6 separate regions of the Homo sapiens genome follow, and all the other regions are linked to region 3. Evidence: chromatin loops called from intact Hi-C (ENCODE). Cell type or tissue: dorsolateral prefrontal cortex. All regions are shown on one strand.

The links. Peaks named below come from ENCODE experiments on the same cell type or tissue, not always from the same donor. Only the 100,000 strongest peaks of a DNase experiment are listed, where the experiment ranks them.
Region 1: a loop joins it to region 3, with 2.2 times the contacts of the local background. A loop is called at or near these places in 9 of 110 quality-filtered maps.
Region 2: it touches region 3 in a loop (2.2-fold over the local background); 17 of 110 quality-filtered maps call a loop at or near these places.
Region 4: it touches region 3 in a loop (2.1-fold over the local background); 19 of 110 quality-filtered maps call a loop at or near these places.
Region 5: it touches region 3 in a loop (2.2-fold over the local background); 8 of 110 quality-filtered maps call a loop at or near these places.
Region 6: a loop joins it to region 3, with 3 times the contacts of the local background. A loop is called at or near these places in 7 of 110 quality-filtered maps.

Annotation. Positions count from the first base shown.
Region 1 is chr1:8,657,787-8,662,786 of GRCh38, forward strand. The region is part of intron 1 of RERE (arginine-glutamic acid dipeptide repeats); the gene reads right to left. Among named protein-coding and RNA genes, the nearest start is that of RERE, 160 kb to the right of the region's middle. In dorsolateral prefrontal cortex, no CTCF peak of the experiment used is centred here; a DNase peak (open chromatin) is centred at 2,795; H3K4me3 peaks cover 334 bases; H3K27ac peaks cover 3,712 bases.
Region 2 is chr1:8,523,106-8,528,105 of GRCh38, forward strand. The region is part of intron 7 of RERE (arginine-glutamic acid dipeptide repeats); the gene reads right to left. Among named protein-coding and RNA genes, the nearest start is that of SNORD128, 31 kb to the left of the region's middle. RefSeq lists a silencer at 2,145-2,439 and an enhancer at 2,256-2,305. In dorsolateral prefrontal cortex, CTCF peaks have their summits at 2,995 and 3,197; DNase peaks (open chromatin) are centred at 2,306 and 2,986; H3K4me3 peaks cover 3,442 bases; H3K27ac peaks cover 5,000 bases.
Region 3 is chr1:8,462,125-8,467,124 of GRCh38, forward strand. RERE (arginine-glutamic acid dipeptide repeats) reads right to left here. Exons shown (of 23, transcript NM_001042681.2): 11 at 3,801-3,899. Among named protein-coding and RNA genes, the nearest start is that of SNORD128, 30 kb to the right of the region's middle. In dorsolateral prefrontal cortex, CTCF peaks have their summits at 1,271 and 3,043; DNase peaks (open chromatin) are centred at 1,660 and 3,791; H3K4me3 peaks cover 685 bases; H3K27ac peaks cover 5,000 bases.
Region 4 is chr1:8,514,559-8,519,558 of GRCh38, forward strand. The region is part of intron 7 of RERE (arginine-glutamic acid dipeptide repeats); the gene reads right to left. Among named protein-coding and RNA genes, the nearest start is that of SNORD128, 22 kb to the left of the region's middle. In dorsolateral prefrontal cortex, no CTCF peak of the experiment used is centred here; DNase peaks (open chromatin) are centred at 2,411 and 3,421; H3K4me3 peaks cover 2,163 bases; H3K27ac peaks cover 4,654 bases.
Region 5 is chr1:8,723,748-8,728,747 of GRCh38, forward strand. All of the region lies in intron 1 of RERE (arginine-glutamic acid dipeptide repeats), which reads right to left. Among named protein-coding and RNA genes, the nearest start is that of RERE, 91 kb to the right of the region's middle. In dorsolateral prefrontal cortex, CTCF peaks have their summits at 2,954 (motif pointing left) and 3,157; a DNase peak (open chromatin) is centred at 4,324; H3K27ac peaks cover 2,370 bases.
Region 6 is chr1:8,846,127-8,851,126 of GRCh38, forward strand. No RefSeq gene overlaps it. Among named protein-coding and RNA genes, the nearest start is that of MIR6728, 18 kb to the right of the region's middle. In dorsolateral prefrontal cortex, CTCF peaks have their summits at 2,936 (motif pointing left) and 3,136; a DNase peak (open chromatin) is centred at 2,915; H3K4me3 peaks cover 518 bases; H3K27ac peaks cover 1,786 bases.

The DNA.
Region 1 (5,000 bases), 200 kb after region 3:
CAGTGAGCCGAGATCACACCACTGCACTCCAGTCTGGGCAAAAGACTCCATCTCAATAAAGAAAAGAAAATGTATTGTCTCTGCCTTAACAAAACATAACAGCTTCCAGAAACAAGCTTCCATCTTTCGGGAATATTAAGTGGTTTTTACAGTCTTCCAGATTTCTACTATAAATGGTATCCCTAATAAAGTACTCCCCAAAAAGAAACCCAACAAGAAAAGTCTTGAGGTTTTTAAGCGTCTGCAATGGGAAAAGTGAATCCCAAACTCCAAGCTAACACAGTTCTTACAGATATTTTATAGCAGGAAAAAATTTTGTCTTTCTAAGTCAGTTTTGGAATAGACCTAACAATAAATTTATAAATAAATAATTTATCTTTTGTTTTTCTTATGATCTTCCCCAATACCCTATCTCACTTATTCAACAAATCTTTACTAAATACTATGTGCCAAGTGTTAGAACTAAAACCACAATGGAGGAGAAAACTCATGGTCCTTGTTCTCAATGCTCAAATGCAACAAAAGGAGGCAACCGATCAATCTAAGAAGCTTCTGTTTCTCATGCAACTAGGGTGAGAAAGGAAACAGTGCATATAAACAAACAAAAGATTGGTCCTCTTTACTTGACAACCACAAACAAATCAGTTTGCAGTTACATGCTTCAGATGCAGAGAAAATTCTCTTTGGTCAGCCAGGCATGGTGGCTCATACCTGTAATCCCAGCACTTTGGGAGGCCGAGGTGGGCAGATCACGAGGTCAGGAGGTCGAGACCATCCTGGCTAACACGGTGAAACCCCATCTCTACTAAAAATACAAAAAATTAGCCGAGCGTGGTGGTGGACACCTGTAGTCCCAGCTACTCGGGAGGCTGAGTTAGGAGAACCGCTTGAACCCAGGTGGCAGAGGTTGCAGTGAGCTGAGATCGTGCCACTGCACTCCAGCCTGGGCAACGAGAGAGACTCCATCTCAAAAAAAAAAAAGAAAGAAAGAAAGAAAGAAAAAAGAAAATTCTCTTTGGTCATGCTAAAACCATAACAATTACCATATATTCTCTGCAGCGCTCTTAGGTCAAACCTCTTACCAGAAAAGACCTCCTCATAAGCATCTCAAATATCCTTAGACATTCAGCAAAATAGAAAGTATTTAGTCTTTGGAAGATAGGTGATGAAGGAGCAATCATGCATCATAAGCTACATTAGAAGAAGGAACGCATGTAGCACAAAACTAGATTACTTCCTTCTATGTAAGAAACATGCTGTTTCAAACAGGATTTCCATTTTCTAAACATATTTCAAGAAAAGGAAAAATTATCACTGCCTACAAAAGTTTTGCCCAGATGAACCGTCTGCTAAACAGATAGTCATAAACTCCCAAGTCCTGGTAGGCTACTAGTGCTAGCAACTGAAAATACAGAGACCTACTACTTCCTCGACAAGTCTTAAGTTTAGAGCATGAACGAGCCAATCATGAAAGAAAGAAAACTATCAGGCCAGGGGCGGTGGCTCATGCCTGTCATCCCAGCACTTTGGGAGGCTGAAGCGGGCGGATCACCTGAGGTCAGGCGTTCGAAGCCATCCTGGCCAAGATGGCGAAACCCTGTCTCTACTAAAAATACAAAAATTAGCTGGGTGCAGTGATGGGTGCCTGTAATCCCACCTACTCGGGAGGCTGAGGCAGGAGAATCGTATGAACCCAGGAAGCGGAGGTTGCAATGAGCCAAGATTGTGCCATGGCACTCCAGCCTGGGAGACAAAGCGAGACTCCGTCTCAAAATAAAAAACAAACAAAAAACGATCAGCTAACACCATTGTTAAAATGTTCCTCTTTGACCCTGAAAACTCATCAGTGTCTACTAGGAGTCCAAAAAGAATGAAAAGCTTGGGCTGAAAACCTCTCCACTGCAACTGCAGTTTCAGACAGAAACACTTCTGATAACTTTAAGAAAAAAAATCATTCTCCCTGGGGTTAACAAGATAACTGCTCCAGAAAACTGTGTAGAAAACATTTTTTCAGCACTCAAAGAGAAAAAATAGTAAGTCCAAATTGTACATTCAACACTACTCACTACAAAATCATACACTGTTTCTATTTACAAAGAAAATAGAGTTGTTTCTGCCAAAAGTGAGCAAGAAAGTTAAAAATTCAAGAAACAATAAAGATGTCTATAAAACAAAATCCAGTATATGTGTATATTTATAAAATCAATGTTCTGATTTATCTGAAAGTTGGCTCTATTTATATATTACATAATCTGCATGTTATATTAATATATTAAATTATATGAATAATTAATACCATATCATTTATATATTAATGACATATTTATATAACCAACTTTCAGATAAGTATGAACATTAATAATCTAAGCAAAAGTCAATCCAATTACCATTTACATTTGGCTCTAAAATACAGCTCAATGGGAATATATTTTTTTCCTCTATGTTTAGCATATGAATTATAATTCTTCTGCGCCTTAGTGTACAGTGATCAACACATACCAATGATGTGACAGATAAAGAAAGGGACCCAGAGAGGAACCAGATGGCACTGAGAAGGAGAGTTGTCACTTCAATTTGCTAGAAATGATCTACAAAGTAGACGATACAACAACAGCATCTTTATTATAGCACCATGAGGTTTACAGAGCAAGTCCCTCATTTGATTCTTCCAACTCATGAAGTGAACTGGACAGAAGTTGTCATCCTCGCTTTACAGTCTACAGAACTCAGAAGAGATCATCTGCACAAGGCCACGCAGCCAATGGGCACGAAGTAGGATTCCAGTGCAGCTGTCTCAGAGCTCAACCCTATCTGGCTTGCACAGGAACTCCTGCTGCCTGTGCTGCCAGGATCTCCAGCTCTTCACAGGCACCAACTTCTCCTACATTCATCCATGCTGATGATTCACGCAGACAGATTTAAGAAACACACTCACTCTGCCCCCAAAGCTATTTTTCTCCAGTCGGAAAGCCAAAAACATTGAAAATATCTGTGTCAATCACTACCCAACCCAGTGAAACAGGAAACACATTATAACATGCTTTAAATAAGAAAAGGAAGAAAATCTAATGTAGAATACATTTCAGATTTACAACAAGCTTCAGCTACTCAGTGAACAAATGTCAAGTGAATGCCTATTATGTGCTATTTACAGCTCCAGGTGTTGGTAAACAGCAGAAAACTCAACATAAAACCCCTGCCCTTATCTTGAGCTTATGTGCTCAGCAGTGGAGAGAGACCACCAACAAAAGGCACCATACCTAATGAGAAGATCTTACATGGGAAATCTAAGGGGGACACAGTGTTGCAGGACTGCAATTTTAAACAAGATGTTCAGGGAAGGCCTCTCTGAGGGGGCTTTGACCCTGAGTAGGAGCATTAGAGAGAAAGCCAAGGACACATGAAGGGAGGTGATTCCTGAAGAGGGGAAAAAGTGCAAGGTCCAGAAGCAGGAATGAGCCAGGCCCACTCAAGACACAGGAGACCAGAGGGGCAGGAATAGCACAAAAAGGGGGAGAGAGGTCAGAGATGAGTTCAGAGGTTGAAGGGGCAGGGGGAGGAGGACCTGGATCCTGGCAGGCCTCATGGGCCAGGGAAAGGACTCTGGCTTTTACTCAAGTGAAATGAAGTTACTCGAATGACACTTTAGCAGGGATGTGAGTAGCAAAGAAAGGCATGATCTGACTTCTGTTTACCGGAGATCACTCTGGCCGCTGATAAAACCTCAAGGAGCGCAGTGGGGCACGATCACCCCGGGAAGACAAGCAGCAGCTGGGAAGGGCTGGGGTAGTAGCAACAGAGAATGGGGAAAGTCTCATGTTTGTATGTTTTAAAGGTAAGAGTCAAATAAATAGGATGTGCTGATAAACTTGAGAGGTGAGAGAGAGAGGGAAAAAAGAAAAAGGACATCTGGCCTGGATGGATGAAGCTGCTGTTTGAGTTTCATGGGGAGACCAGGAATTTGGCTTTGAATGTGTTAAGCTTGATCAAGAAGCCTAGAAAATCACAGAGTCGAAGTTGGCAGAGGTCCAGGCTGGAGATAATAATTTAGTTTTTAAAGCCATGAGACTGAATGAGATCACCCAGGAAGTGAGTACAACTTTTTGACAAAACTTTTAAAACTCATGAGAACATTTATTGCTCACGCTTGAGTGCAGAGGATATTCAAAATAGACTTATGAGTTACACATTTCCAAAGGCAGTACCCTTAGGACTCCTTTTAAGTATATTCCTCTCAATCATTTCCTGATTAGAAGATTATACATCATCATTTCATCTTAAGTAAGAATATGTGGGCAGTTGCCAAAGCTCAAAAAATGGCAGCTTCACCTATTTAGCTGAAGGCCAGATTCCTCACAGTTTTTTGATCCTATTAGATTCCCCACTTAATCTAGGGGAAAGAATCAAAGCTTTCAGCAGAGCCAATATACAGAATTACTCTTCATTTTAGGTTACTTCAGCCTCTACAAACACCATCTTACCTCTTCAAAATGAAGCCAACACCACCCCCAAACATCTCACACTACTTCTCAAAACCAATTCAGACAAAGCACAAAAATTTCAGTCATACTCATGGTCCAAATCTCATTTAAGAGAACCACTTCCTGGCTGGATACAGCGGCTCATGCCTATAATCCCAGCACTGTGGGATAACAAAGTGGAGAAATCATTTGAGGCAAGGAGGCAATCATTTGAGACCAACCTGGGAAACACAGCAAGACCCCATCTTTACAAAAGAAAAATAAATTTAAAAATTAGCTATGCGTGGTGGTGCAGACCTGTAGTCCTAGCTACTTGGGAGGCTGAGGTGGGAGGTGGGAGGATTGTTTGAGGCCAAGAGTTCAAGGCTACAATGGGCTGTGATCACCACCACTGCACTCCAGCCTAGGGAACAGAGTGAGACCCTGTCTCTTAAAAAACAAAAAAAGAAAACCACTTCCTGTCAGTACTTAAGCTTAAGGAAGGGGCCCAGGACAGAACTGGGGATACTGGACTGAGAA
Region 2 (5,000 bases), 61 kb after region 3:
GAGGTCCCCAGGGAGGTCAAGGCTGCAGTGAGCTGAGATCACACCACTGCACTCCATCCAGCCTGGGTGACAGCGTGAGAACCTATCTCAAAAAGAAAAAGAAAAAAAAGTGACATGTCAATTAAACACAATCAAGTTCATTCTAGCTTTCAACCAAAGACAGACTGCAAAACTTATGTTGACAGAGGAACGCTTTAAATGTGAGGCTCCCTCAGATTCGAATTCGAGATTCTATTACAATGATAAGAACAACTAATAAGATATTAACTTTGTGAACTTCTCTATTTTTTGAAACATCTACTTGCTACATTCCCAACATTTCCTGATATTCTCAAGTGCAACAGAAGCAGAACCATAAGCCAAAATGAAACAAACTAGCATCTTTTCCATGTTCAAGCTACACAGACCAAAGACTTCATCAACCACCAGAGTAACTTCCCATGTGCTGTTCCCTCACCTCCTCCACCAGACAAGCACAGAAGCCCTGAAGCAAGCCTTTAGCATTCCAAAAAATATTTTTCCCAGACAGGATAATATAGAAGAAATACATACCACACTCATTAGAGTTACTTTATTGGATTTGAAACATAGACAAATTCGACTCTTAACAACAGAATATCCACAGATCACAGTCAGCAACCACAAGTCTTCACCATCAAATAGATGGCGGCATCCAAGCTCCATAAATACAGATTTGTACTAGGCCCACACAGGCCAGCCACACCAGTGGCAGGAACCTGATCCAGAGCTGATTCGGCTGTGAGCACAGCTTCCTGTTCACATTTTTATTTGTTAACTGTAAAGAAAGTTTCAGAAGAGGTAAAGATCTAGAACAGAAAGGCAATATTCTCCTGACTCAAACAATGAGTTTGTTCCTTGAGCATGAAATGTGAGTCCTGCCCAGATCCCACAAGTGCATGACAGAAAGTGGTGCAGTGTCCAGTTCCTCTCGTCTATTGAAGGGATACTTTTATTAAAAGAAGCAGGAAGGAAGAGCAATGGTGCTTTTAAACAGAGTAAAATAAGGCGAGTTCCAGAAGCAACATTATATGGTATGGGGTACCTCCCCAAAACTCCCCAGTGCAATGCCCAAATAAATATGGTCACAATGGGAAGAAAGCCCTCACATGGGTAAAAAAATTGATCACAAAAATAATAAACGCACACCCTAAATTATCCTTCTACAATTCATCTCCTTAGTTGCAATCCCAAAATTGAATCTGTAAGAATACAGATTATACTTCAGTAATATTTTCAGTGACTAGAATTCACCAACATTAGCCTTCCTAAAAACTTTCCACTAAAATCAAGGGCCTCCCTGGAAAGAGTTGACCATGCAACACTCCAAATTCACACTACACCACTAAGAGCTTACACAAGGAATTTCTCCTTGTATCAATGCATAGTAAATTTCTTCTCCTTCCTATGAGGGTTTTTCAGTTGCACATTCTTCTATATTGTATGCTTTCTTCCATCCTCACAAATGCACAAAATTTAGGTGGCATTCAAATTTTTTCTAACCTTTATCAGAAGAAAAAGGAGTGGAAACAAAAAGGAGCAAACAGTATAATTCAAAAACTTCATTTAATATCTACTTGGGTAAGAATTCAATTTGTCCTAAATCTTATTCTGACTGGCTCCCTAAATAAACCACAGTGAAAGCCATCTGTCTGAACCTGCTCTGCAACAGGACACCCCAAAAGCACAACTTCCCCTGGGTAGAAGAAACTAGTGTCTGGCTATCAAGCAGTGGGTACGAAATGAGGCCTTGTCAATGACTGCCTTCTCAGCACCAACTACTCTTTTTACTCCATTTAAGAGAATAGAATTCCAAGTCACATGACAACATACACATATGCAAAAAATGCTATCCGATTCTAAAACAGATACAAAAATAAACAAAATACCTAAACTTCAATTTCTAACACAAAAGTCAATGCATACTTTTTTTAATTGCCAAAGAATTTTCCATAAGCTCTAAAAGGAAGATGAGTCTGCTTCCTTTTGAAGGCAAGAGACTAAGTAAAAACTGATGTGACATAACCTTTCATTTTTAAAAAAATCAATTTTAAGGTGTTATTGTTGCAATCATAATTCACAACTGTTCCCTGAATATGTCAGACTTCAGAAAAAGATCACAAAAATTATAATTTGCTCTGGCAAACAGGCTCTCAATCAAAACAAGGTTCCACCCACCTTCAAAGCAACCAATAGAAGCCCACCTACCATCCTTCCTAAAACATCCAAACAGAGCTGCTCTGCGGCCCAGGCATTCCATACTAGCCACAAGGCAAGGGGGCGGCCTGCAGGCTTGCTCTGCAGGTCTTGAAGGCAAACAAGCTTGGCAACACACACCCAGCACGACTGAGGTTAAGATTATACTACGAGCCGAAGAGGTAAGGGGAAGAGGACAGGGACAGAGGGACCCGCAAAGCTTCACATTCTATATCTGCTGAATGCCTCTCCGGTAGTCCCCATTCTTAGTTCTGATTTTACGCTTCACAATACCACCTACATGGCCAGCTAGGGCTGAATTAAAGGCTCTCAGGAACATGCACTATGAATGATGAAATGATTCATAAACACCTTCAGAAGTGAGAAAGAGCAGCAAAACCCATCACTGTTTCGGTGAGGCCAGGGGAAGATAGCCTACCTGCAGGGGCTGAATGGATCATCCATGACTAACACGGGCTCTGGTGAGTCTAGCTGGATTCCTGAACCTTTACTTTCTGCTAAAACTCTGCCCTTTTCTACACTAACAACTCAAAATGGAGGCACATGCAGTCTCAGAGACCTCATAGAGCTTTCACTGAGCTTGTGCTATGACCTAAGCCTTCACGCAGAACGCAGAAACTTCCCCTCACTCTGACAGGACTGAGCATGTGCTGTGACCCTCCCTCATCCACACACTGTCTCTCCACGACGCAATCAATCTCAACCCTGCTGTTTCCGTAAATAAAGCCCAGCCAACAGACTCTGCAGCTTCTCCCTGCACACCAAGCTAGTGTGCAGGGAAGTGGGGCCTTAGAAAGGGGATCCAAGACAGCCAACAGCAGGGAACTGAGCAAGCCCAGCCATGGAGAGGCTTCAGTTAAATGCCCTGCTCTGTCAGGAACTCAGCAAGCCAAGCCACGGAGGAGCGTCAGTTAAATGCTCTCTGCTCTGTCAGCACAACAGCAAGTTTTGTCTTTTTTTTTTTTTTTTTAAGGTAAATGGTGATTTTAAAAAGCAAGATCACCAAGAAATAGAATCAAAAGACAGATATGAATGACTACACACAAGATCAACTAATAGAAATACTGCAACACATTTAAAAACATAGTAGTAGCTACTTAAGAGAAGCAACTTCACAAATTTCTTTTTGAAACTCTAAACATTTTGAAAAAGACCAAACAATCCGGGTAAAGTTATGGAGTGCTTGGCCTTGTCACACAGGTACAGACACAGTGTAGATGGTATTGTGAGCAGGGTAGCTAAAGAAAACTGTATTTTCTGCAAACAGCTTAATCTTCCTTAGATAAGAAACTAAAAATAATAAATAAAACATTCCCCAAATAATAAATTAAAACATTTCCTAAAGTAATACTAGCCCAATCAAGTCTAGCTTGAAGAATCTAATTCTAACAATTAGAAAGACAGGAAGGTTCAAGATTCAACATCGTGCCACAAACACATGAACATCCAAAAATCTCATTTGAGGTCCTGATTCAAAATACTAAGGCAGATCCATATAAGAAATCCTAGCTTTGGATGTGCAGGCTTAGTTTCCACTTACAAACTAAGAGGTGATTCTATAGATTATTAATCAGTTACAAAAAGAAAAAGAAATGGAAGACCATGAACCTCGCCAAAATTATAAAGGACAAGATAGGGCAGGAAAGGGCAGTGCCAATTCTGTTTCCCAGAAATGTAATGGAATGTCAGGAAATTAAAGCCTGTTGAAAAGAACACACAGTGTCCTCAAGATTCCTACAGTGAATGCAGAATCAATTCCATTTCCATAGCACTCCCGTTTATGCTATGAAATAAACTAAATTCTGAAACTATGATTCAATAAACTCTTATCCTGCCGATAATGTAATTTAGAAAATACAAGAAATGCCAAGTACACTTAAATACGTTTTCCTTTGACCTAACACATGAAACAAGTATCTACAGGCTGGAAGAACATTTTCCCTTATTGGTATGTGAGACAACATATTCCCAAAACTGCTGTTACTACCAACAGTCTAGAGAAAAATACTTTCTAAACACAAAAGCAATGGAATTAGAACCTAGCAGCCAAATAATATGAATATGAGCAGCAAAGAATTTCCTCCCAAAAGTGTATATATTAAAAAAAAACAAACTATCTAACCCTTTCATATGGAAAATGTTTACTTGAAGAAATCAACACAAAATAATATGTAATAAATTCATCAGTCTCTGAAAGCCCATGAAACTGTTACATAGAGCACACTATAAAAACGGTTACTGTAACAGCAAGTTAAGAAATGTGGATTCTAATTTTGGTCTCATTAGATGCCCTGAGTTACCAAAATCCAATGGCCTTCCCCTGTGATAATGGATTCCAATGGTGGCGCCAGCCTTTGTGGATATCCTCTTCATTGTCTTTCCTGGTGCTGGCATCTCACAGTTGGCTTCACATGCCATGCCACCAAGACAGACAGCCCTTTCTCTTGTTACCCCTCAGGGGCAGCGTACCCCAGCGGCCACACCCCAGATCTCCTCTCCTTCACACTCTCTCCCGTGGAAAAGTCACCCACACTACCACCATGCCAGCCAGCTCCACTCTGAAGACACTTCCTTCCTGGCAGCAGCTCAGAAATGCAGGAGCCCCCGGAATCCTCTCACTGTACCTCTCTGGGGAACTGCACCTCTCTTATTAGATTCTAAGTCCTTCAGGGACAAGGACACTACCTAAATCATCTTTATTGGAACCACCCAACTCTCCTATTTTGTACCTCAAAGAACTCTATCTGAAGCAGTGGAAAGGGCAC
Region 3 (5,000 bases):
TGTGCTGATTCATAACTATTAACTATTAAAAGTTTTAAAATGCTGGATTGAAGACACTCAATTATAGTGAAGAACTTTTTAAAAGGATTACCTTGAACAAAGAGTCATCAATATTCTTCAAGCCTCTCATATGGAGAGAAACTATCTTCATCATTAAGTCCTTACCCTTAATAAGTTTACAAACTCGGAGGACAATCAACTCAGAAATAAGACCGCAAGGAATGAAGAGCTGGGGATCAGAAGTCAGCACGAGGAGGCAGAGGATGAACTGCCAAGCGAGTGACGCGCAGAGGGGAGACAGTGCGAAGAGGGAGCACTGGCCGCGGGATGGGCCAGGAACCGAGCTGAGACTGGAGAACGAGTAGGGTCTGCACTGGCATGAGAGGTTAGTTTCTTCATAGAGCAGCAGGCCTGCCAGGCCCAGGAGGTGCAGAGGCCCAGCCTGTCCGCTGCACAGCAGGGAACTCACACCTTCAGGTGCTTATTTCACCAACCCTCTCACAGAGCAGCTGCTTCAAAGTATTCATGTAAAAATGCCAAGGGAAACCCGTTCATCAAGACTGTTGTAGTCAGATCAGACACTGGGTAGTTAGAACAAATTAATATGCCAGCGGCAGCGAAGTTTAGTAATAAGTAGCCAGGCATTGTGGCTTGCCTGTAGTCCCAGCTGCTCAGAGGCTGATGTGGGAGGATCACTTGAGCCCAACAGTTTGAGTCCAGCCTGGACAACATAGCAAGACCCCCATCTCTTAAAAAATAGTAATGATAATAATAAAAATAATAATTAGAATGTTCCAAGTATATAGAAAACTGGGAGGAAAAAAGGGGGAGGTAGGCCCATGTATTTATGTTAGCTGGAACACATTTGTTTTGCTTATTCCTGTGATTCCTGAGGTGAGAAAATGTGGTAAATTTAACAGAAGGGGGCCACATGAACACAGCAGGTGTTTTTTCACAGCCAAAGCCAGGCGAGGGTAAAGAGGGGACTGCCTTGTTGCCACATAAATCTCTTCAAAGATTTGATTTGGATCCATTCACCAGAAGCTTCCTTCAACCTCTCAATTATTCAGTCAGTCTCTCTTCTTCACTGCTGAGGTTTTCAAAGTGAAGCTTCACTTCCTACACATAAGGGAACCATTTGATCCTGAGGCTCTACAAGGGCTGGATGGCTGCCAAGACATTTTTCAAACCAAGAAGCAAACATGATAAAAATGACCCCAAACGGATACGGATGTATACAGTTAAGGATCATTATTCCATACTCAAAATATTCACCACTTTGGAGTCCTGTTTTGTTTTTCAAAATAAACCAGGCTCTTTCTGATGTGCAAAACTTCCCTCTCAGCTCACAGCGACAAATCCTCAAGCAGCAGCAATGGGGAGACAATCAACAGCTGCCTGATGTTACAAGCAGGCGCTGCAGGAAAAGGAAAGCAGCTTTCTCTTCAGCAGGAAGAGAGGACTTTGGCTGTGTATTTTTAAAATTCCAGAGGGAATGAAAGGTCACAAGAGAAATGAAAGAAGGGAGAGAGGAGAGCCATGGCTAGCGAGGGGCTGGGAGGCATGAGTGAGGAGTGGGGAGGGTGGGAGACACCAAGAAGAGGCAGGGAAGTGGGGAAGGAGAGAGGACGCCAAAGGGCATGGAGACTGAAGAGAGAGGAGATGGCCAGGAACTGAGGGAAATGCAGAAGCAGAAGCAGCCATGGATTGCAAGCTGACAAGGCCCTGAGGCCGCCTAGGCCAGGCTGAGAGGACTGAAGACAATCTCACAAAGGGTGGTTAAACGACCACAGTCTATACACTTGTTCCATCCTTTTCATCTCCTTATGTGTTTCTTCCACACAGGCTTTTCGCAGAATTTTAAAACCTTGTCAATCAGATCTCTTATCCACTCCTCACATAAACAGGCTTACAGTAAAAAAACAGTATCACTACGACTTCTCAAAACTGAATTTAACGTTGTCTAAACATTTTAAAATGTTTAAGATGTTTCTTTCTCTTTAATAATAACGTTAAGATTTTTATGGTTTTGTTTGTTTTAAAACAGCTTCATGAACTCTGTAAGTCTGATAAAGTTAAAGTCTTAAGGAACTATTCAACAAGCACTCCATTACCAAACCCTAGGGCCATTTCAGTGCATCTCAGCTCCGCCTAGCTTTTCCCATTCCTCAGCCCTTGCCCACCCTCACCCACAGCCATTCTAGGAGCAAATTCTCTTTTCTCTACCTTCAAGGTGCAGCCTGGATCTCGCTGCTTCTTATCACGACCACTGCTGCCACACCACCCAGCCACCAGTCCCAGCCTGGTGTGCAGCAACCCCCAGAGACCACCGGACTCAGCGGCCAGTGTGAGCCCCACTGTCGGAGCAAGTCACTCCTCTGTTCAGAAGCTGCTCATGTGGGGCACATCACCATGCCCTGACAGCAGGCCAACAGGTCACACCTGATCTGCTCCCTCTAGGGCACCCCTCCCACCACTCCCCTCCTTGCTGTGTTGCAGAAACATTCCTGCCTACTTCTTGAACATGCCAAGCATGCTTTCACCTTAGGGCCCAGAATTCTCTAATATCCAAAAGGCTGCCTTCCTCACCTTACTAAGGTCTCATCTAAATGTTACTTACCAGGACTTTCCTGATCCTCCCTTAGCTAAGACAGTACCCCACCCAGCTGATTCTCCCTCATTACCCTATTCTGTATCTGCTTCACCACCCCCGGCACATACTCATTTATGAAGGTCTCCCCTCTTAAAACTTAAGACTCCCAAGGAGGGACAACACCTGGCACGCAAGCAGGCACTCAGTAAATATTGCTGAATCAATGAAAGAGCGGGATCAGGAAAGCACATACAATTTCTAAACATTCTTTCTTAGCATATTTTAAAATACAGGAGAGGAACTTGCAATCAATAGGTGTATTAGTGCCAGCCTTCATTTAAATTTCATTCGACCTGAAAGGCAAATGTCAAGCGGTAACATTCATACTGAAGACTGTATTTGCAAAAGCACAAGAAATCCGTAAGTCGTTTACAGCAATGCCTTTTACAAGTCACAAGATGGAGATGTAGCTTCATTAAAACTGTCTGCTGGATGGGAATCCATGGGTTTGCAAGGCTGTATCTGTGGGCACATTTCTCTCCCCCCACTTCCTTCAACAGGCCACAGCAATACAATCAGTATGTAAAATCCAGCATATTTATTTCATCAACTCTCTGCTTCCCGCTTGTAATCAATGTCCTTTAAGGAGGTCAGGGGTCTTACAAGCCCTATAAAAACAAGTCACCAAGCCAAGCATGGTAGAGCATGCCTACAGTCCCAGCTACTTAAGAAGCTGGGGCAAGAGGACTGATGGAGCCCAGGAGTTCAAAACCAGCCTGAGCAACACGGCAAAACCCCCTTCTCTAAAATAATTATGATTAAAAAAAAGACAAGTCACCAACCCTACTTTAGGTTATATGTCCACGGGTTTTAACATGCTGTCTTTAAATAGGGAGGTATCACAAGCTAGCTTGCACCAAAAACAAGTTCAAATTAACTTTTTTTAGGAGTAACTATCAATTTCTCCTTTCTTTCCATGAAAGTTGGACAATCTTTCCCGACATCTATGAAGCCTAATCTTAATAAAATCAAGTCTTTCTGTACAATTAAGGGGCTGAAGGGCCCCATCCTCCTGCCTGGCGCTGCCACGGACAGCCATTCTGCATGACTGAAGCTTCTGCTTTCCCTGAGCAGCAGGGAGGTCACACACTGAGACGCCGGTGGCCCGATGCCCCAGAGCACAAGGCAAATGCTGGTTCCTGCTCACCACTTCGTCCTCGGTCCAGCACTTCTCGATGAGCTTGGGCACAGGCTTCTTCACCAGGCGCTGCAGGGCTTTGCCAGCATCGTAACCGCTTTCATGCAGCTAAAACAACAACAATTATAGTTAGCTAACTGCACCAAATAACAGACAGGACACAATCGATCCAAGGCAAGCTCCTCATTGACTATCTCCCACAGAAGAGTCAGGAAAGGGGCACTGAGACTCCATCATTTCAGTAGGCGCAGGAATTTGTTCTCATCCAAGACCACCCTATCCCAACCCCTATTCTACTCACTCTGGGAGAGGGAGGCAGGCAAGGCAGAAAATATTTTGGCAAAGATAGGAATAGGATTCCCCTATATTCCCATAAAGCAAACATTTAGGGAATGTTTGGCCCCGCCCAGTGCTCAGGACATTCCATGCAATCATTATCTTACTTAATCCTATGGGGAAAGTATTCTCTCATTTAATCTACGGTTTAGGAGCTATCATCGCCCTACTTCACAGATGAGGAAACTGAGGCACAGAAAGATCAAGTAAAGATGTTCACCACACTGAGCCAGCAGGTGGTGAAGCCAAGACTCCAACCCAGCCAGGAGGACCCCTACTCTTGCCTCATTCTCCGCAAAGCAGCGTAAAGTCACACTAGATTATGTTCTTTCTTTTTAGCATTTCTTAAGTTTTTTGACTGTGCTAATTTCACACAAAAACAAAATATTTAAAGTGGCTAAAATTTAAGAGCTTTTTAAAGAAAGTAAGTCTGTAATAGTATGCTAGTTTTTCAGTACATATGAATAAAGATGCAGGTTTATCTACATATTCCCTTTAGGACCAGACTTGTTTCTTGTCAAAGCTAATCAACTTTTCTCACCCTGCGTCTTTTCAACCCTGTGTAGTGTCTGGCACCATGGACACCTTCCCACCTCGCAAAGATGCTCCAGACACTCCAAGTTTCTGAGTTCCAACTTGCAGATAATGTAGAGAAACAGCAGGTACAAAGATCCTCCTGCTCTATCTACCTCCCCATACTGTGGCTGTCACTCAGAATTCTCATTGGAAATCCACCTTTCCTGTACACATCTAGTCTTCTTACACAAAGATTGGCTTTGTCTAAGACTTGCATCTCCAGTGCTGAACACAGTCCATAGTATAAGGTAATACTCCAGAAAAACTTGCTAACTTCCTAAATAAAATACTAGGTTC
Region 4 (5,000 bases), 52 kb after region 3:
ATCCCTACTAAAAACACAAAATTAGCCATACCGGGTGGTGTGTGCCTGAATCCTAGCTACTCGGGAGGCTCAGGCAGGAGAACTGCTTGAACCCGGGAGGCAGAGGTTACAGTGAGCTGAGGTCACACCATTGCACTCCAGCCTGGGCAAAAAAAGAATGAAACTCCGCCTCAAAAAAAAAGAAAGAAAAGAAAAGAAAGAAAAGACAAGACAAGAAAAGAAAAGAGAAATAATAATAATAATAATGAGGTCCACAAGCTATGCTCTGAGAAGCACTGATTATGGCACATTCTGAACTTCAGCAAGTGCTGGAGGCTAAAATTCATCTAGAAGACTCCAGCTTTCTTCTTTGATGAATAACAACAGTAGCTAACATTTCAGCACTTACTATCTGTCCTAGGTGCTCTACAGTATTATCTCATTTCTAGGTATTAAGGCATTTAATTCATGTTTTGATATTAACAGACATGTTAGTATTGCTATTCACAGAAATTCAGGTGTCTTTCTATCCTGTGTTCAAAGCAACACAGCACTACACGTGGTGGTGCACACCTGGAATCCCAGCACTCTGGGACGCTGAGGCAAGAGGACAGCTTGAGCTCAGGAGTTTGAGACCAGCCTGGGCAACAGGCTTTATAAAAAATGTTTTTTTAATTAGCTGGTCACGGTGGCACGCACCTATAATCCCACCTACTCAGGAGGCTGAGCCAGGAGAATCACTTGAGCTCTGGAGTTTGAGGCTGCAGTGAGCTATGATCACACCACTGCACTCCAGCCTGGGCAAAACAGAGCTAGACTGTCTTTAAAAAAACAAACAGGCCGGGCGTGGTGGCTCACCTGAGGCAGGCAGGTCACCTGACGTCAGGAGTTCAAGACCAGCCTGGACAACATGGTGAAACCCCACACTACTAAAAATACAAAACTTAGCCGGGCGTGGTGGCAGGCGCCTGTAGTCCCAGCTACTCAGGAGGCTGAGGCAGGAGAATTGCTTGAGTCTGGGAGGCAGCGGTTGCAGTGAGCCAAGATCATGCTACTACACCCCAGCCTGAGTGACAGAGCAAGACTGTCTCAAAAAACAAACAAACAACAACAACAACAACAACAAAACATAGCTACTAAAGAGGTTTCTGCTTGGATGTACAATGCTGCTGAATTAACAAAGTAGGTCTAGTCAAAGCCAGGGTGGTCATCAACTTCGGAAGAAAAATCCAGACCAAAGGCAGTATGAATCCTAGCCAAGACATATAAAGGATACTACTGTATGAATTAAGAAACCAAAGATGCAAGTAATATCCAGAATAATGCAACATACACACACATCTATCTTTATCCTCATCTTAAGAGTTTTCACATACGTTATCTTAAATCTAGGTGTAGGCCGGGTGCGGTGGCTCGTGCCTGTAATCCCAGCACTTTGGGAGGCTGAGGTGGGCAGGTTACCCGAGGTCAGGAGTTCCAAAACAGCCTGGCCAATATGGAGAAGCCCCACCCCTAAAAATACAAAATTAGCCAAGCGTGGTAGTGGGTGCAGTAGTGGGCACCTATAATCCCGGCTACTTAAGATGCTGAGGCAGAAAAATTGCTCAAACCCAGGAGATGGAGGCTGCAGAGAGCCGAGATCCCGCCAGTGTACTCCAGCCTGGGGGACGGAGCAAGACTCTCTCAGAGGAAAAAAAAAAAAAAAAAAAAAATCTAGGTGTATTATAGTTACATAACAAACACAAGCAAAATAATAATACTAGCTATCAATTACTAAGTGCTTTCTATGCTGGGCACATATTATTTCATTATTCCACGACAACTCTATGAGGCAGTATCTCCATAGGTAATAATAATAACAATACTAATTTTAACATTAATAAAGCAACTAATATATCCATTGAACATTTACTATGTACCAGGCATTGCAAGGTAAGCAATTTCCATTTATTTTCTTATCTAATCTTACAGGCGACCCTGTAAGATAGGTGCTATTGTAGTAAGTGTACAGGTCAGGTCACTGAAGCCAAGAGACGTTACGCAGTTGCCCAAGATTAAACAGCAAATAAGTGGAGAAATCAGGAATCCTACTCAAGGTCAGCTGACTCCAAAGTCAGAGCTCTCAATCACACTCCCATATGGCAGAATGATTAAGTTACTGAACCAAAATCACACAATTAATTACAAACAGAATGATGAGAATCCATATCCCTTTCCCTATTTTGGTTCTATGTTTATTTCAAACACCCAAGCAAGACAAAATGATCAAAAGAATTTTTTTAAGTTTGAAAGTCATGATGAAAGAGAAAAACCTATCAAAGTTAGAGGCCAATGTATATAATACTCTTGAAATGACAAAATTACAGAAATGGAGACACATTCGTGATTGCCAGGTGTTAGAGATGGTGGGGAGAGGGAGGGAGGCGGAGGGTGCGACCACAAAGGGAGAGCTTTGTAGTGATGGATAGCTCTGTCTCTTCATTGTTGTGGTGGTTACACAAAGCTATCCATGTGATAAAATGGCACAGAACTACACGCACACAATCTACTAATGCCAGTTTCCTGGTTTTGGTATCGTATTACAGTTACAAAAGATGAGACCACTCTGTGGTATCTTTGCAACTTCCTGTGAATCCAAAAAATTTAAAGTTTTAAAAAAGTCAAATGAAGGGGGGGATATACTACAGGCAGATGGGAAATCAGAAAGAACACCAGACATGAGAAAAGCTGATTAAAGGACAAACAGATCAACCTCAAATTACACTGTACACAGCTGAACCAGTAACTGAAGAAAGAGGGCCACAGCTTATTAGCAATGAGATTCAAGAAATTAACTCCAAGTGACATATTTATTTTTTCCTTATGTTTACTAAGGATTTCTGCTGTGGATTCATCATCTTGGAGACATCTTTATACTGTGAATCATATTACAAAAACCGAATTAAGAAGTGTCACTATCATCCCCAGCAAAAGAAGGAATTTCTCTGTGTAGCTAATGTAAATAATATGTTTTTCAAAACAACTTAAGTTCAGCCTACATTATTCTACAAATCTTTGTTTTAGAATATGAAAAAAATAGTTCCAGAAGCCAAATTACAACAATAATGGTAAGTTGTTGTTTTTATTCCTGAAGTATTAAAAAAACAGAAAGTCATTGTATATGAAATCTGATACAAAAAAACCCCAGTGTAACAAAGCAGTATCCATAGCAACTACAACTTAATATTTCAGTCCTCTTCAACTGCAGTGGATTAAATAAAATGACAAGATGTTCCCTTTGAAAAGTAACCTGTTACCATGGAAACGTTTTATTCTAAGAAGTAAACAGGGAATGGACAGAAAGGAGCAGGGAGCCTGTAAATGAATATCAAAAAGGGAGAAGCATCTTTGCAGAGGAGATGGAGGTGGCGATGGCAGGCAAAGGGAGGGTCTGTGAGAAGAGCATGCCTGCTAGATGCAGGATCCCAGCCCAACCCAGAGGCTTGGCCCAGAACATGATGCGGCCACTTCTTCACCCTGAAGAAAGGGGAAGGGGCAGGAAGGCAATGTTCTGTGAACATTCACCAAAGACGCCCAAAGATCTCTATGTGATCACGGTGACTGCTTAAGATAGGCACTTGATTCTACAAGGGAAGATGAGGGAGGAGGATAGAGATATGGGAAGAACACATGAACAGAAGGCACCACCATGAAGCAACTAAGGGCAAGAGCTGACCCCCTCATTCAGCCCCTCCCCAAGCCTTGGGTCCTAACAGTCGTGTAGCCTGTGGCCCATTCCCAAGGTGCTGGGACAGAAAAGGCTCAAGTCAGACCCTTGTTCTGTGGCTGGCGTCATGTATGAATGAGATCACTGAGAAATCTCTCTCCCTGTCCTTCAGATGGTAAATATCACACAGCAGACATTCTTATCTTTTCCACAGGGTATTAAGTTGAGCAGGAAGACTGACATGGCATCAACAGAATGAAGATCTTAGAAACGCTACTTAGTACACATTTAGAAAATGACCACAGAAGAAGTCTGTGGGTCCAGAACAAAATACACTACATTTTAAGAAAACCAAAAGGCAATTTATCAGAATCACTTTTTTAGATGGATTGTGAGGTAGGAGTGAAAGCGAGGATTAAGAAGGAAGACTAGTGCAATATGCTGGGTTTCTCAATTTTCCCCAGCATGAACACATACTTCAAAGCTGCCCTGAACAAGTCTGAAATTTCTTTTTAAAATCTAACATAGTATCTTAAAAAGCCATGCGAATGTTGTATTCTATCCCATCATATATTCCCATTCATTTTTAGAGAAAAATTTCCATAAATCTGAATAAAATCATTGTGCTGGCCGACTCTGGGCACACTTTCTGTGGGTTAGCCCTGCTCCTTAAGAAACAGCAATAAATAAATAAACAAATAAACAAACAAACATTAAAAGAAACATCATTGTACTTCCTATTAGGATCTCCCATGACACTGTCACACCCACACCTGAGTCTAGATGTTCAAAAGCAGGGAAAGAGCATGGTCTTCAGAATTAAATGAACCTGAATTAAAATTTTAGTATCAGGCCAGGCATGGTGGCTGGCTCATGTGTGTAATCCCAGCACTTTGGGTGGCCAAGGTGGGTGGGTCCCTTGTGCCCAGGAGTTCAGGACCAGCCTAGGCAACATAGCAAGACCTAGTCTCTGCAAACAAACAAACAAACAAAAAACCCAACCAACCAACCAAACAACAAAAACAACAAAAATTAAAAATTAGCCAGGCATGGTAAAATGCACCTGCAGTCCCAGCTAGTTGGGAGGCTGACACAAGAGGATCACTTGAGCCCAGGAGTTTTGAGGTTGCAGTGAGCTATGATCACACCACTGCACTCCAGCCTGGGCAACAGAGCAAGACCCTGTCGCTAATAAAATTTTAAAAATAAGTTTCAGTACCCAGGTTTTGTTTGCTCTGTGATTTTGAGGACACAATTAAATCTAATTCCTTAGTTTCCTCATCTATGATATGAAGTTGATAATGTTATTATGCAA
Region 5 (5,000 bases), 260 kb after region 3:
GAAGAAAAGTAACCACTACCTGTACAGAATACAGTTCGGCTCTTTCAGTATTTCAGATAAAAAGAAGGACTGAAACCAGAAACAACCTACTTTCTAGCTCTGAATTACCATCATCACATTGTATAAATCATTAGGTGGGGACAGAATACACCAAAATAGAAATCACAAGCTGAAAGAGCCTTGAATTCCTTCCCTTAAATGAAGCTCTTATATCAAATGAATCTATATAGTCTCTGTGTGTTCCAGCATTTTGTCAACTTGTAAATCAAAGATTTTGTTCCATAGCCCTTCTCAATTTTCTACATTTAACATCTGACAAAAACCAGCTTTTATCTTTACCAAAGATATTCTATCCCTAGAAAGTCACTATTTAAAATGATGTCATTTATATCATGTAACATATTAAGAAATACATTTATTTTATTTTTGGTAGTAACAAAACAACCCTGGATATTTGCATAAATTAAAGCTGTCAATAAGAAACCACTTCTATATGTATCCTTCTTTGGGTTTCTGGCTCAGGGGTTGGCAAAAATGGGTTATACATTTAAATAATATTTCAATCTTAGGTTAAGGAAAATTTCTCCTGTATATTTCAAGATACAGAGAGACTCTGCCGATTTACATTCAAATAAAACAAAACGTGAGTAATACTGTCTATATCAATGTTCTGTCACTTGCCAGAATAAAGAAAACATTTAGTAAGTTAGTTAATTTCAAGTCTGAGAATTAAGCAAATATCCCAAATCCTTTGTAAACTCAAAGATTTAGTTACTTTCTCTACATATTACACAGCTGCTTTAAAATTTTACCTTCTGGCCGGGCGCGGTGGCTCACGCTTGTAATCCCAGCACTTCGGGAGGCTGAGGTGGGCAGATCACGAGCTCAGGAGTTCAAGACCAGCGACCCCGTCGCTACTAAAAATACAAAAATTAGCTGGGTGTGGTGGCGAGCACCTGTAATCCCAGCTACTCAGGAGGCTGAGGCAGGAGAATCCCTTGAACCCGGGAGGTGGACACTGCAGTGAGCTGAGATTGCACCACTGCACTCCAGCCTGGGCGACAGAGCTAGACTCCATCTCAAAACAAAAGAAAAAAAAAATTTACCTTTTATTTCTAGATACTTTGTAAAAAAAAAAAAAAACAACTCAACCTTCTTTCCTAGAAACTTTCTAATTAACTTTCTACTTTTTTCGTTAAGAAAACTCCTTTAGTTTACACACCAATTCTGTATAAATTAAAAACACACAATTTCAGGTGAAAGTTCTAATGAGTAGTGTATATTTTGAAAACACGAATGCTTATTTTACATTACTCTGTGATTAGAATGAAAAAAACATAGATGCACAAGTGGTGACAGAAGTAAACCTAATACTCAATAACAATAATCAAAGGCAATACATGATACTCGTTCCTGTCTCACTAGTGCACATTAGTTTTAACATTACTGAAAGATGTGGGAAACTCAGTATTTTCTAAAACTCCTGATTTATTTCCAAAGGAAAAATAGTTGTAACTACGTCAAAATAACTATTTTGGCCGGATGCGGTGGCTCACGCCTGTAATCCCAGCACTTTGGGAGGCCAAGGTGGGCGGATCTCTTGAGGTCAGGAGTTTGAGACCAACCTGACCAACATGGTAAAGCCCCGTTTCTACTTAAAATACAAAAATTATCCGGGCATGGTGGTGGGCGCCTGTAGTCCCAGCTACTCAGGAGGCTGAGGCAGGAGAATTGCTTGAACCCGGGAGGCAGAGGTTGCAGTAAGCCGACATCGTGCCACTGCACTCCAGCCTGAGCAACAGAGTGAAATTTTGTCTCAAAAAACAAAAATTGCAATTAATAGTTTAAAATATTAAATCTAAATTTATAGGAGATTCATTAGTTTGCCCTTGGTAATCCCCACTTTCTGCCTTGTAAAGCCTAAGACCCTAAGAAGCTCTACAAACTAGAGCTTCTTAGGCTTCAAAACAGTTCTTTCCAAACCATATTTGATGAATTATATGTAAGATGAGTCAATAACATAAGGATTAGATTTCCCTGAAAATGCATAGAAGGTTAAAAATTAGAAGAAAAAGTGATAGGCATAATAGGCTCTGGGTTTTGCTTAATGCAAACGTTCTGAAAGGTTCAACATTAACACAGACATTCACAAATGAGGCATCTAATTTTAACTTTGTTTTAAAAAGTTGTTTAAAAAAAAAGTCAAAATAAGTCAAACTCTTCCCATTTGTTTGAATAGAGGGTACATTTACTTCCTACCCAACAAGATTTGAAAACAAAAGACATATTAGCTATAAAGATATATTCCTTTCACTTAATGCTCCACAAATGTCTGAAAAGCAAACTCAACTCAATTTAGTTGAGTCAATAAGGGAATTCCAGTTTTCCTTTTTTCTTTTCTTTTTTTTTTTTTTTTTTTTTTTTTGAGACGGAGTCTTGCTCTATCGCCCAGGCTGGAGTGCAGCAGCGTAATTTCGGCTCACTGCAAGCTCCACCTCCCGAGTTCAAGCAGTTCTGCCTCAGCCTCCTGAGTAGCTGGGATTACAAGCACACGCCACCACGCTCGGTTAATTTTTATATTTTTAGTAGAGATGGGGTTTCATCACCATGTTGGTCAGGCTGGTCTCGAACTCCTGACCTCGTGATCCACCCGCCTCGGCCTCCCAAAGTGCTGGGGTTACAGGCGTGAGCCAACGCGCCCGGCCAGGCAATTCCAGTTTTTCTAAGACAGTATTGTAAACCAAGCAGAGATATTCCCTAGGGCCATATAATTCTGATACATTAGCTAATCTTTGTAAGCCAAATCAGAGCACTTCTTTCCAAAACTCACATTTCTACCAAACCGGGACACCGTGTGGTGGGGAAAGAGTTCAGAACACCTGGTATATTTTTCCAAAGCAAAATTTAACTTTCCATTGCCAGGAGAAGCATGAACATGTTGACTTATACTGCCCTCTAGAGTCTCCTTCTAATATTTTTTAGCCTGAAATAATTAATTCTAATCATAAGACTCTTCTAATTACTCAAGCTTTCAGTATTCTAATATTGTAAACTGACGTTTATTTATTTATTTATTGAGAAGAAGTCTCCCTCTATTGCCTAGGCTGGAGTGCAGTGGCACGACCTCAGCTCACTGCAACCTCCACCTCCTGAGTTCAAGCAATTCCCCTACCTCAGCCTCCAGAGTAGCTGGGATCACAGCCATGCACCACCACACCCAGCTCATTTTTGTACTCTTAGTAGAGACGGGTTTTCACCATGTTGGCCAGGCTGGTCTCAAACTCCTGACCTCAGGTGATCCACCCGCCTTTGGCTCCCAAAGTGCTGGGATTACAGCATGAGCCACTGGGCCCAGCCAACTGACCTTTTTTCAGTGGATTAGTAGTCTTTTTTTTGGAGGGCGCGGGGTGGGGGGAAAGGAGTCTCGCTCTGTAGCCCAGGCTGGAGTGCAGTGGCGCGATCTCGGCTCACTACAACCTCCGCCTCCAGGGTTCAAGCGATTCTCCTGCCTCAGCCTCGTGAGTAGCTGGGATTACAGGCATGCGCCACCATGCGCAGCTAATTTTGTATTTTTCATAGAGACAGAATTTCTCCATGTTGGTCAGGCTGGTCTTGAACTGCCGACCTCAGGTGATCCGCCCGCCTCAGCCTCTTAAAGGGCTGGGATTACAGATGTGAGCCACCGCATCTGGCTAGTAGTCATTATTAAAACATACAATATTTCAATTACCCACTGTTTTTTATTTTTTTGTTGTTTGTTTGTTTTGGACAGCGTCTCGCTCTGTCGCCAGGCTGTTGTGCAGTGGCACAATCTCAGCTTACTGCAACCTCTGCCTCCCGGGTTCAAGCGATTCTCCTGCCTCCGCCTCCCAAGTAACTGGGACTACAGGCACGCGCCACCACGTCCAGCTGATTTTTGTATTTTTGGTAGAGACGGTGTTTCACCATGTTGGCCAGGATGGTCTTGATCTCTTAACCTCGTGATCCGCCAGCCTCGGCCTCTCAAAGTGCTGGGATTACAGGTGTGAGCCACTGAGCCCGGCCAATTACCCACTATTCTTAAAGGTCAGCAGTACTTCCCCAAAGGACAGGAATGCACCCCAAACAGAATCTTCTAATTTGCTTATTTAAAAAAAGTTTTAAATAGCTCAAACTGCAAAGACTTCTAAAACAAAGACCACTTGTAGCATATATTAATTAATCCATGTAGCCCAGAGTTTTGTCTAGCAAAACCCAAGTTCACACATTTGACCACATGCACACGAACCTCAGCCAACGCAGCCAACGCTCCCCAGAGGCTACTTCTGCAGCTAAGCATCTGTCCTTTCAGCTCCTGGCAGTTCCTGCCTTTTCTCTTGCCAGGCAACCAGAGCTCTAAAGGGATCTTAATGCACTAATGAGAAGCCATGACAACCAAGACCTGCGGTAGCTGCAAAGCACAAACACCAGTATCCACTTTTACTGAGCACGCATGCAATAAGCAATGTGCTAAGGAATCCAAGTAAATTAAAATCATTCCTCTAACCTAATAACTCCATAGGCACCTATAACACACCATAACTTGAAACTTTCTATCATTCTTTATATTTAAGAACTTATTAAAAGGCAGGCTTTACCATGCACCACTGGTAGTATAGCTTGCCTCAGCTGTTATAGTAACTATAGAAGTAGGGTTATTTTCTTGTTTGTTTCAATCTAGAGTCATAAGAGACCATCAAAAAAAAAAAAACCCTATTGAAACCATGTTTAGAGCGAAAAAGTCTATATTCTTTTTAGGGGATTAGTAGTCACCATTAAAAGGTATGATATTTCAATTACCCACAGTTATTTGAGATCAGCAGTATTTCCTCAAAGGACAGCACCTAAAACGGAATTTTCTCTAGGCACCTGTGGTATACCATAACACCAAAAAGCATCCCTCAAAAAAGAAACTAAAACTAAGATGCTATGCTCCATACCCAGATATCTGTTATTACTTCTGAAAACAATCTAAGTAATCT
Region 6 (5,000 bases), 380 kb after region 3:
CTCAAAGGAGGCAGAAACATGGCTTGGAACCCAAACGTAACACTTCACAGGCTTTGTATCTGGCACACTTTTGTTATTCTTGTCATCCTAGGGATGTTTTCTTATGGTGTCCAGGAAAAAAAAAGAAAGAAAGAAAGCCCTTATGAAGAAAAGAGAACCAAAGTGGGGAGCCTGCTTATGCCAGCATCTACATAGATTTCCAGCATCACTGCTGGTTTGATAAATGCAGCTCCTCTGCCCCTGGCTCGTGTGTGACCATGTTTTTGGCAAGAGCTACATCCCAAGGTCTCAAGTGCTGTCTGACGACACATCACTGTGTATAGTTCCTGAGGGACTTTGCTCTCCGAACCTCGTGTGACAATAACCCTGAGGAGCCCCAGTCCCCACCCTGCCATGTGAGTGGGACTTAGGTACAGGCAAGATTTAATAAGTAGGCTGTCACTGCTATTTTGCAGGGATCAGTTAGGACAAAGGACACCCAGGCAGGCCAGGGCATACTTTTTGGGGGACTCACACATTTGAGGTCAGCAGTGAATTTCTAAGTCTCTATACTTTTTTTTTTTTTTGAGATGGAGTCTTGCTTTGTCACCCAGGCTGGAGTGCAGTGGCACGATCTCAACTCACTGCAACCTCCACCTCCCGGGTTCAAGTGATTCTCCTGCCTCAGCTTCCCAAGCAGCTGGAACTACAAGCGCCCGCCACCACATCCGGGTAATTTTTTTTTTCTTTGCAGACAAAGTCTCACTCTTTTGCCCAGGCTGGAGTGCTGTGGTGTCATCTCGGTTCACTGCAACCTCCGCCTCCTGGGTTCAAGTGATTCTCATGTCTCAGCCTCCTGAATAGCTGAAATCATAGGTGCCTGCCACCACGCCCAGCTAATTTTTTTGTATTTTTAGTAGAGATGGGGTTTCACCATGTTGGCCAGGCTGGTCTCGAACTCCTGACCTCAAGTGATCCGCCCAACTCAGCCTCCCAAAGAGCTGGGATTATAGACGTGAGCCACTGTGTCTAGCCTTCATTTTGTTGTTGTTGTTGTTGTTTAGTTGAGACAGGGTTTCATCATGTTGGCCAGGCTGGTCTCAAACTCCTGACCTCAAATGAGCCTTGGCCTCCCAAAGTGCTAGGATTACAGATGTGAGCCACCGTGCCCGGCCCTAGGTCTCTATACTTCCAGGTCATTTGAATTGGGGTGACATTAGTGTGGAGACATCATCTCTGTTTATTGGTGAAGTAAGCTGAGAGTGGCCTTCTTTCAGGAGGAGGGGGCCACCGCCTACTGTGAGAGACCCCCAACACATAGCTTCCCCTTAGGGCAGAGTAGGATTGGTCAAGCCTTTGTTTTTTCAGCAATTGTCCCTGTTTCTACTCTGGAAGTCATATTTCTCTAGTATGAGGCATTATTTCTGCAGTGTCTAGGCCTTAGGAAGGTGTTGGCTAGAGACTTACAAGGGTCTTTTAACACTGCAGGCTCTTTATGCCAAATACTGCAGCCCATTTCCTATGGAGGTTGGCTGGCTGGCTGGCTGGCTTTGATGTTGGTGGATGAGATGAGGCCCAACATTCCATAAAAACAGGGAAAAAGTGTGACCAAGATGACCAAGAGGAGAGACCCAAGGATCTGATCACTCCCGACCCCGCCTCGGGCTGCCCTTCCCCAGACCAGGCACCCAGGGCCCCTGCCTTGTGTGGAGTCACTGATTCTCCCCGAATGGCCCTAGAGCACTCCCTCAAACAGGTGCTGTCACTTGGAATGACAGAAATCAGTGCAGGACACCTGTGGAAATTCTCCCCTGAAGTTGCAGCCTGACCACAGATGCCCTCCATATGAGCACTTGGCATAGAACCCACTGGTTCCCTTTAAAGCAGGTGCACGTGAACTTGGGTACTCACCCTGTGGCTGCCTCTGCCATGCTCATTTCCAAAGTGGTCCCCGGGGCTGGTCCCAGGAAGTATTGTTCCCGGCCCTGGTTTGCTGGTTTTTCTGGCTTGTGGCTGGCCATGCCACACACAGCTGCACCTGCTCTGCGGCTTTGCTTCCCAGTGAGGCGGAGGCAGGTACTAGGTCTCACTGCTGAAGATCAGAGTTCAGTGCTAGGGCAGCCAGAGAGGGAGGGGAGCTGTGGCCAAGCAGAGAGGCAGGGAGGCACAGCAGCTGCTCTTCCCACAGCTGTTTCCTCCTCTGTCCTTTCATCCACTGAAAGCCTGAACAAAAGACCTCAACACACAAGAAATGTGAGGGAAGGAGATGTTACCCAAAAGGTTCAGAAATCAAAGTGGGAGGCCGGGCGCAGTGGCTCATGCCTGTAATCCCAGCACTTTGGGAGGCCAAGGCGAGTGGATCACCTGAAGTCAGGAGTTCGAGACCAGCCTGGCCAACATGGTGAAACCCCGTCTCTACTAAAAATACAAAAATTAGCTGGGCATGATGGCAGGCACCTGTAATCCCAGCTACTCGGGAGGCTGAGGCAGGAGAATCACTTGAATCCAGGATGTAAAGGTTGCAGTGTGCTGAGATCACGCCACTGCACTCCAGCCTGGGCGACAAAGCTAGACTCTGTCTCAACGACGACAACAAAAAAGAAATCAAAATGGGCCAAGGAAGAAGTCTCGCTTTGACCAGGTCCCATGGCCTCTGCTGTGCCTCGTCCCAGCATCTGCGGTGACACAGGAGAGAGTGTTGACAAGGATGTGCTGTCCGGGAATCTCCCTTTATCCAGTGACAGCTCCATTCATCTCACCGAGCTTTGCCCAGAGCTCTGGGCTGGCTTCACTCTGGCTCTGAGTCCCTGTGAGCCACAGGGTACAGTCCACTTGCAACAGTAAACCTGCGCCAGCCAGCTGGGGCTGGAGAGAAGGAAGGGCTGGGATGGCAGCCAGCCCAGCCAGGCAGCGTGCAGAGCCAGCAGCTAGGGGAGGCCACGGAGGCCCAGGGTCTTGGGGCAGCCCCACTGCGCCCCCTGGCGGCTGAAGGAAGCTCCTGGGCGCGTCTGGACCTGGACCACCAGCTGACCTTCTGCACAGTTAAAGAGTAGCTGTGACCTGGCTTTCATATGCAGAAATAAATAAATAAATAAATAAATAAATAGAGTAGCCAGGAGGAGTAGCCAGGATGAGGGCCCTGACCAGGGCTCCTTACATATTGTGTCTCACCGCACCCCTAGCAGGCGGATGCAGGGGCGCCCTGCTCTCATGGCAGGGAAAGCTGAGCTGCACCTGCAGAAGGTTGGGGGAAGGATTAACCCCCTCCAACCCCCCCCGGTACAGAAGAGCTCCTCTCCAGCCCCGTGGCCCTCAGCCCTCAGGCATTGTATGTTCTGGCCAGGAGTCCTGGTTGTACACTGGCCGACCTAGAGCTTCAATTTTCCCAGTCCTAGCCTAGCCTGGTGTAAGCTCAGTGAAGGCAGCAGTTTTAACAGTGCTAACTGCACAGCGGCGCTCTTTCTTAATAATAACAAGAAGGACAGCTGGGGGTGGGTGTGTACTGGGAGTGGCCACGACCTCTGAGCACACTGTCTGAAAACACCACATTTTCAACAGTGTTTTTGGTTGTTTCGCTTTTTTTTGAGACAGAGTCTCACTCTGTCACCCAGGCTGGAGTGCAATGGAGTGCAATGGTGCGATCTCTGCTCGCTGCAACCGCTGCTTCCCGGGTTCAGGTGATTCTCGTGCCTCAGACTCCTAAGTAGCTGGGGATTACAGGTGTGCGCCACCACACCCAGCTAATTTTTGTATTTTTAGTAGAGACGGGGTTTCACCATGTTGGCCAGGCTGGTTTCAAACTTCTGACCTCAGGTGACCCGCCCACCTCAGCCTCCCAAAGTGCTGGGATTACAGGCGTGAGCCACTGTGCCCGTCCTTCAGCAGTTTTTAAGGTGATCTGTTGGCAGTTAAGACTTAGACTTTTTTTTTTAAAGACGCTTTAAAAAAAAAAAAGACACCTTTTCAACAAACGGTACTGGGACAACTGGATATCCACATGCAACCTTATATAAAAATGAACTCAAATGGCTCATAGACCTAAATGAAAGACCTAAAACTATTAGACTCTTAGAAGGAATTAACAGGTGCAAATCTTTTGGAGCTTGGATTAGGCAATGGTTTCTTAAATACAATACCAAAAGCACAGCAGCAACAACAAAATAGACAAAGTGGACCTCATCAGAAGTAAACACTCTTGTGCATCAAAGGACACTATTGGCTGGGCATGGTGGCTCACGCCTGTAATCCTAGCACCTTGGGAGGCCAAGGCAGGAGGATGGCTTGCGCTCAAGCTGGGCTCAAGACCAGCCTGGGCAACATAGTGAGACCTCATCTCTACAAAAAAATTTTGAAAAATTAGCTGGATGTGGTGGCGTGCATCTCTAGTCCCAGCTACTTGGGGGGCTGAGTGAGGGGATCACTTGAGCCCAGGAGTTTGAGGTTGCAGTGAGCTATGACTGTTCCACTGTACTCCAGCCTGGGTGACAAAGCAAGAACCTGGCTCAAAAAAATAAATAAATAAAAGTAAATAAAAAGTTATATAAGGCACTATCAAGAAAGTGAAAAGACAACCTACAGAATGGGAGAAAATGTTTGTAAATCATGTAACTATCAGTTCTATCAGAATTCTACAACTCAACAAAAAAACACAAGCAACTCAATTCAAAAATGGGCAAAGGGCTGGGTGCGGTGGCTCATGCCTATAACCCCAGTAGTTTGGGAGGCCAAGGTGGGCAGATCACCTGAGGTCAGGAGTTCTTGACCAGCCTAGACAACATAGTGAAAGCCCATCTCTACTAAAAATACAAAAAATTAGCTGGGCGTGGTGGTGGGTGCCTGTAATCCCAGCTACTCGGGAGGCTGAGGCAGGAGAATTGCTTGAGCCCAGGAGGTGGAGGTTGCAGTGAGCCGAGATCGTGCCACTGCGCTCCAGCCTGGGTGACAGAGTAAGAATCTGTCTCAAAAAAAAAAAAAAAAAAAAAGCGAAGGAGGATTGCTTGAACCTAGGAATTTGAGACCAG